Linked DNA regions of Mus musculus: region 2 is linked to region 1. The links are chromatin loops, found by intact Hi-C in ENCODE. Cell type or tissue: heart. All regions are shown on one strand. Each heading gives the region's core, and the rest is flanking DNA. Links, peaks and the distances in the headings are about the cores only. Region 1 holds the start of 2310002D06Rik (RIKEN cDNA 2310002D06 gene). Region 2 overlaps Galnt16 (polypeptide N-acetylgalactosaminyltransferase 16).

The links. A loop is a pair of places that touch in the nucleus more often than their neighbours do. Peaks named below come from ENCODE experiments on the same cell type or tissue, not always from the same donor. Only the 100,000 strongest peaks of a DNase experiment are listed, where the experiment ranks them.
Region 2: a loop joins it to region 1, with 2.1 times the contacts of the local background. A loop is called at or near these places in 4 of 42 quality-filtered maps.

What each region holds. Positions count from the first base shown.
Region 1 is chr12:80,504,580-80,509,953 of GRCm38, forward strand. Gm26777 (a long non-coding RNA gene) reads right to left here. Exons shown (of 5, transcript XR_381753.4): 3 at 3,730-5,374; 4 at 3,290-3,374; 5 at 2,572-3,140. It overlaps 2310002D06Rik (RIKEN cDNA 2310002D06 gene), which reads left to right and starts at 2,627. Exons shown (of 3, transcript NR_045490.1): 1 at 2,627-2,668. In heart, for the core only: no CTCF peak of the experiment used is centred there; DNase peaks (open chromatin) are centred at 372 and 2,592.
Region 2 is chr12:80,600,960-80,606,333 of GRCm38, forward strand. Galnt16 (polypeptide N-acetylgalactosaminyltransferase 16) reads left to right here. Exons shown (of 15, transcript NM_001081421.2): 15 at 736-2,939. The coding sequence ends at 873. Among named protein-coding and RNA genes, the nearest start is that of Gm23817, 19 kb to the right of the region's middle. In heart, for the core only: no CTCF peak of the experiment used is centred there; a DNase peak (open chromatin) is centred at 2,802.

The sequences.
Region 1 (5,374 bases), core at 326-5,325:
ACAGTCACCTGGAAAAAGATAGAAGTCTCAAGTTTCTACCAAAAAGCATCGAGTACATTGTTCTGCCCTCTCTTATACAGGGTCTCTTACTGAATCTTCTGCTCTATCCCACTGAAAGCCTTGGTCTAGCGCAATGTCTCTCAAACCAAGACTGCAGTGTTTGGGCCTGGAGGTCTGTAAGCCCACGCCATAGCACATATGGCTTCCTCTAAGCTCTTGGATAAAATGAGCAGGACCAGAGTTGGCTCAGAAAATGAGCAGATGATGGCTTGGGGTTAGCTTTTCTTTTTGAAATGTTGCACAAGTGCAGAGCACTTAGCTGCCGCCCCCCTCTCCAGCCATCAGTAGAGCTTGACCTTGGCCAAGATTTTGCCTCATCCTCTCGGCATTTAAGCATAGAATTGCGTTTCAGCTGTGGAATGCTTAACCAAAAGCACATGCTGTGGTGGCAGGTTCCAAAGAACAAGTTTTGCGAAAGCCCAAAGAGCATTGTTCTCTCAAAACAGCAGCTTCCTCTGGACTGCCCAGCACACCTCACACCAGCGGTGCTTTGACTCGCTTGTACACAGAACTGGGGGTTATTGTTAATACCCTATTGAAGTGCAGTGTAGGTGCCATACATACATTCGAAGAAGACATACATTTGAAGGATATAGCTTGATGAATTTTGACAGATGTGTATGCCCATATAACTGTCACGGGCTAGAATTTAGGCCAGCCTGTTGTGTGTCAGTAGTCCCAGCGTTTGGGAATCCCCCTGTCTACTAAGCAAGTCCCAAGCCAGCCAGGGCCACATACCAAGACCCTCTCTTAAAAGAATATTAAAAAAAATTAATAAAGATTGGCAACATAGCTCAGGGACAGAGAACTTGCCTAGCATGAAGCCCCGGGTTCAATCCCTAGTATGGTTTTTAAAAGGGGACAGGAAGAGGTTTTTTTTGTTTGTTTGTTTGTTTTTTTTTTGTTTTGTTTTGTTTTTCAAGAGAGGGTTTCTCTGTATAGCCCTGGCTGTCCTGGAACTCACTCTGCAGACCAGGCTGGCCTCGAACTCTGAAATCTGCCTGCCTCTGCCTCCCGAGTGCTGGGATTGCCCGGCAACAGGAAGAGTTTTAACCGTCCTTGTGTTACAAACCTCTAGGGACCAGAAGATTATGTATTCACCAAGCTGAGGTCACTAAGACTGTAAGTCTGAGTCAGAGTTGCTGAGGATTTGGTAGTGGAGTCTAAGCATTTCTCTACACTTAGGGATTATAGAACAGTTCATGAAGTTTGATTTTAGTAAGTTATTAACTACAAATAGGTGCTATGTGCACATAGAATAGAATTTTTTATGGGTGTTTTCTTACACATATGTGTGTGTGCCATGTGTATGCCTGGTACCTGCAGAGGAGAGAAGAGGGCTTCAGATGCCTGGGAACTGGAGTTACAAAGGGTTATAAGCCACCATTGAGTGCTGGAAATGGAACCAGGTCCTCTGGAAGAACAGCCAATGCTCTTAATCACTGAAACATCTCTCCAGCTCCTCCTATTCTGTATATGTTTGAAATTTTCCACTAAATTCCCTACATTCTTTAGTAGTAGTTCCCATAGCACATCCACTTATATTCCTGCTAAGTGATGCTTAGCCCCTGAAACCTAAAACCAAGATACAGGCGAGTCTCTACACAGGGTCCTCTCCTGGTCTTCAAAACTAGACATTCTGATTCAATTTACAAACATGCTAACCGGTAGTGGTGCACTCCTTTAATCCCAGCACCTGGAAGGCAGAGGTAGGCAGATCTCTGAGTTCCAGGCCAAGCCCGGTTTACAGAGTGATCACGTTCCAGAACAGCCTGGGCTACACAGAGAAGCCCTGTCTGAAAAATCATAAAAAGAAAAAAGAAAAATTACAAACACGAGCTGGGATAACTTCACTTTCCCAAGCCATCCTTCTCTTTGAACATAGGGTTGACCTCAAATTTATTTTGAAAAGCCAATTTCTCAGGCAAACTGATTTGTACAGTAAGGTCTACACACATAAATCTCATACAACCTTACTGAGCCATATTCCCAGCCTGGCCATAGAGCCCAGGAAGGGGGGGGGGTTCTCTTCCCACCTCCCCCAGGAGGGAAGGAAGCAGGTATGACTTTCTGTGGCCATTTCCACCTCCTGAACTTTGCACTTCCCCTGTGGTAGGTGGTTAGGGGTCAGCTTCAAGTTGACACTTCTGAAGACACTCACACACAGTTTAGGGAAGGGAGTGGCGCTGCTGGTGTCTTCTCAGTTCCCTGGCATCCTCTCCTCCATATGACCACCCCAATCCCTCACTCCTCTAAAACATGCCTGCTGTCAAACAGCCCTCCTGAGTGTGGCCTTACAACAGCCCTCACAGTTGAGCAGCGTCTGCCTTCTGACAAGCTTGAAGGAAGTTTTGGAGGCTCGGAGGCTGTGTTCAGTATGCTAACAGTTGAGTGTGACCTGGTGGCTTAGGGGTGGCAGCGAGATGAAAGGAGAGGTCATTGGAGATAGGGTGGGTTCTTCCCGCTCAACCTGTGGTGGCTGCTGGACTGGTTCCCTCAGCCTTTGGCTCCAGCCTTTTCTGGGCAGGGAAACAGAATAAGGCAAAGTGCCTGGTCTGTTTTAAATAGATTCTGCTTGCTGTAGCCAATAAGCACAACAGCTTGGAAGGTGAGTGACCCTTCCCAACAGATTTATGTTGCTCCAACGCTCTTGCCTCCAGCGCCACTCCAGCGCCTCCTGCCCTCCTCGTTGACCTGACTCCACGGTCTCTCCCCAGGCTTGTCTGGCTTTAGTGCTCTTTACACTTTTATTGGGTTTTGCTCTCTGCTTTGTCTCTCCCTGAAGCTGTTTTTCCTGTGTCCTCTATCTTTCCATCTCTGCTTGTGCCTTTGTGGTCTGCGTCTGCGCTGGCACATACTCATCCCCGTCTGCTGCTGCTTGTCTGATTGTCATAGCTTTTTGTCCTCCTGCCCTCATTCCCCACAGCCTCCTTGGGGGGGGAGGGAGGACAGCCTAGGCCCTCTCGGGCTTGTGTGCAGTTGGTGAGACAGCCGAGAGTCCACTCACTGCAGTGACAGGCTCTGGAACCAGCGGGTTCATCGCTACCAGGACACTCCAGATTGAATATGGATTCTGGGCCCTGTTTACAAGACATAGGAATAACTTGGGGTGTTTAAACTTTGATCTCTAGATTCCTAGTAAGAACTAATTCATAGGGGGAAGCTGATATCTTTAACTTACAGTGCAGGTGATTGGCTGTGGGGATATAGTTAAAGGGGAATTACCCACCTTGAACAGTCTCAGCTGTGGACTAATGACAGTTCCAGACTGGGAAACGGACCTCAGTGATGGCAGCTGTTTCTTGGCCATGTGCCTGTGCAATAAGCGGCACCAAAGAAATCAGAGTAGGACAAAGAAAGACAAGGACAGAAAAGTGATGGCCATTGCCATCTAAGGCTATAGTAAGGAAAGGAGACAGAAGGAGGAGGCTGGGTAAGGAAAGAAGACAGAAGGAGGAGGCTGGGTAAGGGCTCAATAATTAGGAAAACGGATGGGGCGCCAATACAGGTGGAGGGTGGGGGTGACAGGCACAGAAGTTGGTCTGAGATGCAGCAACCTGGCTCTGTCAATGGAGCCACGCACTGCAGGCTGCGGCCAGGGAAAATAGAACCTTTCTCCTTCTCCCCAGTCAACTTTAGCTCTAGTACCTCTTTTTCTTTTATACTTACATCTTCATGTCACATCATCAGAAAACAAAGCAAAAAAGAGGCAATCTGCCTTCGAGAGGAAATAGTAGGGGCCGGTGAATTTATGGTTGGTATGCTTCTCCTTTGCTGACTCTGCTTGTCCAGGAGCTGTGGAGAGGCAGCCCTTTGCTAGAGTGCCTCAGTAGAATCCCTGTGCGGCATGATAGCCCAGTAGAGTGCCTGCAGCCAAGTAGCCAGTAGCAGTGTGCATCCATCAAACGTCTCCAGGCCAACTCCAGGCTGGAGAGTGGGGATGGTCCAGCAGGGGTCCAGTCCCATCACTGGGCTCCTGTTCTCCGGGAACTGAAAGGGAAAAAAGGCACAAAAGTATATGCAGTGCAAGACTTGCTCCCATTCCCATCCCCAGGTGTCCTCCTCAGAGCCATCCCTGAACACCCCAATTTCTGAATTATTATTATTATTTTTTGTCCAGTATCTCCTTTCTAGGTCTGGTATAATCTGAAAGATGTCAAGTTCTTATTTTTCTTCTTCTTCTTTTTTTTTTCATGAGTATTTGTGTTCACATATGTGCAGGTTCACACAGATATCTCTACACATGCATGTCAAGGTGCAAGGTTGATACTGGGAATCTTCTTCAGTGTTCCACCTTGTTCTTCCAGGCAGAGTCTCTCAAACCCAGAACTCCGGGGCTTGCTCCAGGGATCCCAGTTCCTTCCAACACTAGAATTACAGGCAAGCTGCCATGCCCCATCTGGCATTTATGTGGAATCTGGAGCTCTGAAATCCAGCTCTCTTGATTACATTTAACCACTTTAACCACTGAAAATCTTAATCTTCCCATCTCAGGTTCCAGATTCTTGATCAAGTAGAATATTATAAATCATCCAGGTGTGTGTGTGTGTGTGTGTGTGTGTGTGTGTGTGTGTGTGTGTATGTGTAAGATGTTGGGGGAAATCAAAGGACAAAGAAAAGTGCATTCTAGATTAGTGCTAGTAATTCTTTCCAGGACAGGAAATCGTTTAAATACTAAGCAAGTGAAATCTTAAAATGCCAGTCCTAGAAAGGCCATTTTAAGTGCACTTGAGACAAAGAACTGCTCTTCTTTTAAAGACTTATTTCATGTAGGAATGCACTCTACAGATAGTTGTGGGTGCTGGGATTTTACTTTTTTTTGTGTGTGGGGGGGTGGTTTCAGGGCAGGGTTTCTCTGTGTAGCCCTGGCTGTCCTGGAACTTACTCCATAGACCAGGCTGGCCTGGAACTCAGAAATCCACCTGCCTCTGCCTGCCAAGTGTTGGGATTAAAGGCGTGCGCCACCACTGCCTGGCAGGGATTTTAACCTGGGTCCTTTGCAAGAACAATATTACTGCTAACTGGTGAGCCATCTTTCTAAACCTTCCCTTTTGGAGGGTGGGGGTGGGGTGGGGCTAGTTTTAGAGTCACAGCTGTCCTCCTGTCTCAGCCTCTCAAGTGCTGAGATCACCAGTGTGCATTAACACCCACCAACAAAGTCCCATTTTAAATGCAAGAGGCCCAAGTGTGTTACTTCTCCAGGATGACCAGGTTGGTGATGGCAGGTGTCCCACTTCCCAATTGCTACAGCTCCCTCCACTTTTAGGTAGTGGTCTTTGTAAAGATAAATGATTCAGAGATAGAAGGAAATACA
Region 2 (5,374 bases), core at 63-5,062, 96 kb after region 1:
GTCCATAGAAAAACTGGAGATGTGTTTTATGTGACAGCGAAGGTGGGATTTAAAATAACAGCTCCAGGTTGGACACAGCCCCTGGGAGTGTTGTTTCCTTTGATCTATGTAGTAAGTTGTCCCATACCACAGAAGTGAGCACCCAGAGAGGGACACAGTCTGTTTTCAATGAAGGGGGATGAGGGCTGGGGAGATGACTGCAGCACTGTTGAAGTGCTTGCTGTGTGATCCCGAGGACCTCAGTGTGGATTCCCCAGCACCCACATAAGAGGCCAGGCACAGCCTGGGATCTCAGCACTGGGGAGCAGGACATATGAGGATCCCTGCAGCTTGCTAGCCAGCCAGTCTTGCTGAGTTGATGAGCTCCGTGGTTAGTGAGGCCCTGTATCAAAAAATAAGAGAAAGTTATACAGGAAGACACTGACATCAACATCTGGCCTCCATGAAGGCACATGCTCACACACGTGTAGGAAATGCACGCTTGAGCACGCGAGCACGCACACCCACACCCACACAAATAAATAAACAAACGAGCACTGTGTGTTGTAGGTGTATGTGGTTTTGTGTGCACGCTCATGAAATGAAGGTACAAACTACTTCTTAGTCCTGAACTGGGCATGGAGTGTAGCCTTGTGCATGTCGGGTAAGCACTGTACCACAGAGCTCCAGCCCCAGCTCATATGTTGTTATTTTCAAACCATTTTCTTCTTCCTTTCCTCTCTCCCTTCCACCCAGAAATGGAGAAGGAAAGGATCTTTCATCCAGCATTCAGTCAGCGGCCTCTGCCTGGAGACAAAGCCTGCCCAGCTGGTGACCAGCAAATGTCAGACAGATGCCCAGGCCCAGCAATGGCAGCTGCTGCCACACACATGATGGTAGCCCCCAGCCTCCTGTACCTTCTGCATGAGACTTGGGGACTGGAAGGGGTTAGGGTGGGGGAGTGTCAAGCGGGCTGTTTCCCATCTCCTCACATTTCGACCGGATCATCAGTACACACCCCTACCACGCATTTCTCCAAAGCTAGTTCAGGCAGGGTGCAGGGGCATGCTTCATGCCCTCTGTGCCACCCAAGTCTTGCCCTGGGAGAGGAGATGGTTAGTATGCAGCTGTCCTGGGCAGAGACTTGGCAGCTGCTCCTGGCCCTTTGTCTTCTCCCTTGGCCCTTTTTGGGCTCCAGACAGTGATGTGTGGGCCTTCCCCTTGTTGCCTAAGAGGGACGAGGACCAAAACCTACCAAAGGGGCCAGTTGGGTCACGGGGCTAGCCTAAAGTCAACACAAGAGGACAGGTGGCATCGTGTGTGAAGAGGCTGAAAGCAAGGCAGCTAGAGAAGAGGAAGGGTTGAGAAGCTCCGGCCACTGGGTGAGCGAGGGAGGGATGCAGCCTGGGAGCAGAGGATGGAGATTCACAGAAGAACGTGGATAGAGAAGCAGCCAACTGTGAAGTGCCAGAAAACCAAGGTCTCTTTTCAGGACATCATCACCCTGTTGCTGCTTTGCCAGCCCCAGGTCCCAAGCCCAACATATGTCTGCAGCCCCTAGGTGACCACAGTCTTAGCAAGAAACTGGAGAGGGATCTGGGGTATAATTTATTAAGTAGAATAATTTCCACTTCCGCTTAGCCATATGTCACGCCAAGACCTCACACTTGGGCGTGTCCCCACTAACTGGTCATACACCCTGAAATACCCTTATCTTTGCTAACTGTTTTGGACTCCTACTTTTTCAGGTTCTTTGCCTCTGTAAACATTGCATTGTGGGGCAAGGTGGCTAGTCAGAATTGGACCCCTTTCCTGGAGTATAACCATTCCTAGTCAGTAGAGACTGAGTCACCCAGGTCAAAACACCGCGCTAAATCCCTTCACCAAAGGCCAGTGGTTGTAGTGGGTTTCGAAGCTGGCTAGTGGCTCCTGTCTGTGTACAGAATAACCTGCTCTCTCCTCTCCCGATACTGAGAACACGGAGACTATAGGTTGGTATCATCCTGGAATCCCGTCCTTTTCCTCACCATTGGCTTACACAATGGCTCTTGGGTAAAAGAGCCCAAAATTCTTGGGGTCTCTATCCCAAAGCAAGTCTGCCTAAGAAGGCCAGTCCTATCCCAGGAGCACCCAGTCTTTCATAAACCAGGCAGCCAGATATTCACAGGGAATCAACACACTTGAGAAGGTTGAGAAATCTCTAGTAAATTGCATGTGTATGTACATGTGCAATTACATAGGTGGGGGTTGAGCCTGGATTTTCCCTGCTTCGTGGTTTTTCAAAGCCTCTGATCCTTTGCGCTGGATTAGCACTACCAGCTAGCTATCTGGGGCTCTGCCCCGAATCTCCCTCTCTGCTGGGCCCAGCCTGTACATCACCAGGTGTTAGAAACCAAGTCCTGGGTTTGTAGTGCCCACTCTGGCGGGTACTCCAGCAGTTTCCCTGCACCTCTGGCTCTCACCAGCATCCTCTCAGCTGTTCTGTGCCAAATACGTCTGCACCCCTGGGTTCAGCCCAGGGGCCCCTCACCTCGGTGACTAAGCTTCGCCCACCTTGTTACGATGTCTTATATATATACACACTGCTATTTACAGACCTGGCCTTGGATCCTGTGACCCTCTGGGAAGAGTCCTGCCAAAGTCCAGGACAGCATTGGGGCTAAGGCAGAGGCTTTTCTCTAGAGGCTTGGGCCCTGTCCCAACGTGGACTTTGGGGCTAGGAACCTGGGCTTCTCTCTGTGAATGTAAGGACAGCTACTCAGAGAGCCTTGATGGGGGCCTCTCCCCATTTCCTGTGGTCAGACCCGGCTCAGCACTTGGCAGCTGTCCCGTGCGGGGACTCAGTCCAACTCTGTGTTTGCTTTTCTTCTTGGCCAAAGCATGTGCCACTAAGCTGTCCTGGAGGACATTGTCTTTATGAAACACACCTGGAATAAAACCACTTCTTACATGTCCACATAGGCTGATGCCTTTATTTCAGACTTTGCAAGCATTCAACTAGCTTCTACTGCCTGGGAGTCAGGTCTGTATCCTGTACAAGTGAATGAAACAGAGCATGCTCAAAATGAATCCTCTCCTGGATCTTGGGGGAACGGGGGGGCGGGGGAGTTCTGTAGGGAGCCAGGAGGTGGCCTTGCTACTAGGGTATGCTGGACCTTAGGAAGCAGAATATCAGACTGAGCCCAAGTTCCTTGCTTAATCACACAGGCCCTGTTGCTGCTTAGAAACAGAAATTCAAGGGCTCCTCAGAATAGATATGGCTATCCCACCATGCTTGCCTTTAAACAGTTCTTTTTTTTTCTTCCCTAGGAGCCATTCTAGCCCCCTCAGACCTGCCTTTCCCCTTGCTCTGTACACAGGAAAGCATTCAGGCATGATGGTCTTCCTGGGTAAGAACAGCAAAATCATTCTAGAAGAGTCCTGCCAGCTTAGGCTTGCTTGATCGGGCAGCAGATGCTCTACCTAACAGTTTCCATGGAAACCAATAGAACTCCACCACTTCTCTGATCAGAAGTTGAACCTACCCAGATAAAAATAAGTCCTGACTTGGTGTGCATGTAAACTGCAATGGACAGGCTAGAGTGTTGCTAGCAACACACTCCCCCATTGTACACATGCGCCTCACATAAGTCTGCAGGACATTCAAGGGCTGGGGACACAGGAGCATGCTTGCTAGAGTCAGCCTCTTGCTTGTCCAGCAGAGAGCAGTTCCTGGGTCCTGGAGTGTGGCTTCAGTTTTCTTCATTTTGTCTGACTGTTTCGCTGGCTGGTTTGTTGATGGAATGCAAATGCTCCCTGCAGACCTGCACCCTCCCCCCGCCACACACACACTCACTTAGCTGTGATTTTCACCAAGGCTCTTCCTTTTGCTCCCCATTTTTATTTGTGAGAAATTATCCAGACAGCTCCACTGCCCTTCTGGAGGCCTCAGAACTCTTCCACAGCTCTGGCAGGGGTGTGGTCCTCTCCCACCAGGGACCAGGAAAGGAAACCTGGAAAAGCTAGAGTTCACTATGTCCCTATGACCACATCTAACTCTTGTCTGGTGTTTGTCCCCTGTGCTGGTTTGAGTCATCACTCTTTCAGGAAGGAGGGGCCCAGGCAGCTTCTCTCATGGTAAGAGATCTCCCTGACAAAAACTCAGTTAAGGCCTGGTCAGCTGGGAGGGCATGGATTTTCCTGACCAGTGGCTGCTGGTGGGGAAGCCAGTAAAAAATACACACACACACACACACACACACACACACACACACACACACACACACCTGCTCTATACCAAGCCCCTTTGTTGAGTAGTGTGAGCCAATAAGATGCTCAATCCTTCTAAAATTGATGCTTCCTGACCACTCCAGGTGCCATCTTAGATGATGCCGGGCCAACTGGAGCAAGCAGGGTTGACTGGAGGGAGCAGAGGTCCTAAAAATTCAATTCCCAGCAACCACATGAAGGCTCACAACCATCTGTATAGCTACAATGTACTCATATACATAAAATAAATAAATAAATAAATAAATAAATAGTTAAAAAAAATACTGTCTTAGTTAGGGTTTTACTGCTGTGAACAGACACCATGACCATTGCAAGTCTTATAACATTTAATTGGAGCTGGCTTACAGGTTCAGAGGTTCAATCCATTATCATCAAGGTGGGAGCATGGTAGTATCCAAGGCAGGCATGGTACAGGCAGAGCTGAGAGTTCTACATCTTCATCTGAAAGCTGCTAGCAGAATACTGACTTCCAGGCAGCTAGGATGAGGGTCTTTAAGCCCATGTCCAAAGTGAAATACCTATTCCAACAAGGCCACACCTCCAAATAGTGCCACTTCCTGGGCCAAGCATATTCAAACCATGACATTCCACTCTCTGGCCCCCAGAAGCTTGTTCTAACATATGAGTCTATAGGTGCCATACCTAGCCATAGCATAATTTAAAGATTTATTTATTTATTTATTATATGTAAGTACACTGTAGCTGTCCTCAGACACTCCAGAAGAGGGAGTCAGATCTCGTTACAGATGGTTGTGAGCCACCATGTGGTTGCTGGGATTTGAACTCCTGACCTTCGGAAGAACAGTAGGGTGCTCTTACCCACTGAGCCATCTCACCAGCCCGAGCATAATTTAAAAAGTACATTTAGTCCAACTTCCAACATCACCATAGTATATAGCAGTATCAACAATGTCAAAAGTTCAAAGTTCAAGGTCTCTTCTGAGATCCATCCAATCACTTAACTGTAATCCCCGAATCAAGATAGGAAACCAGCTGGGCAAACTCCAAACTCTGCATCCCCACGTCTGATGTCAAAGCAGTCTTCAAATCTCCAACTCCTTTTTCATCTTTGTTGACTACAATAAACTTCTTTCTCCTGGGCTGGTTCCACTCCCTGTTAGCAACT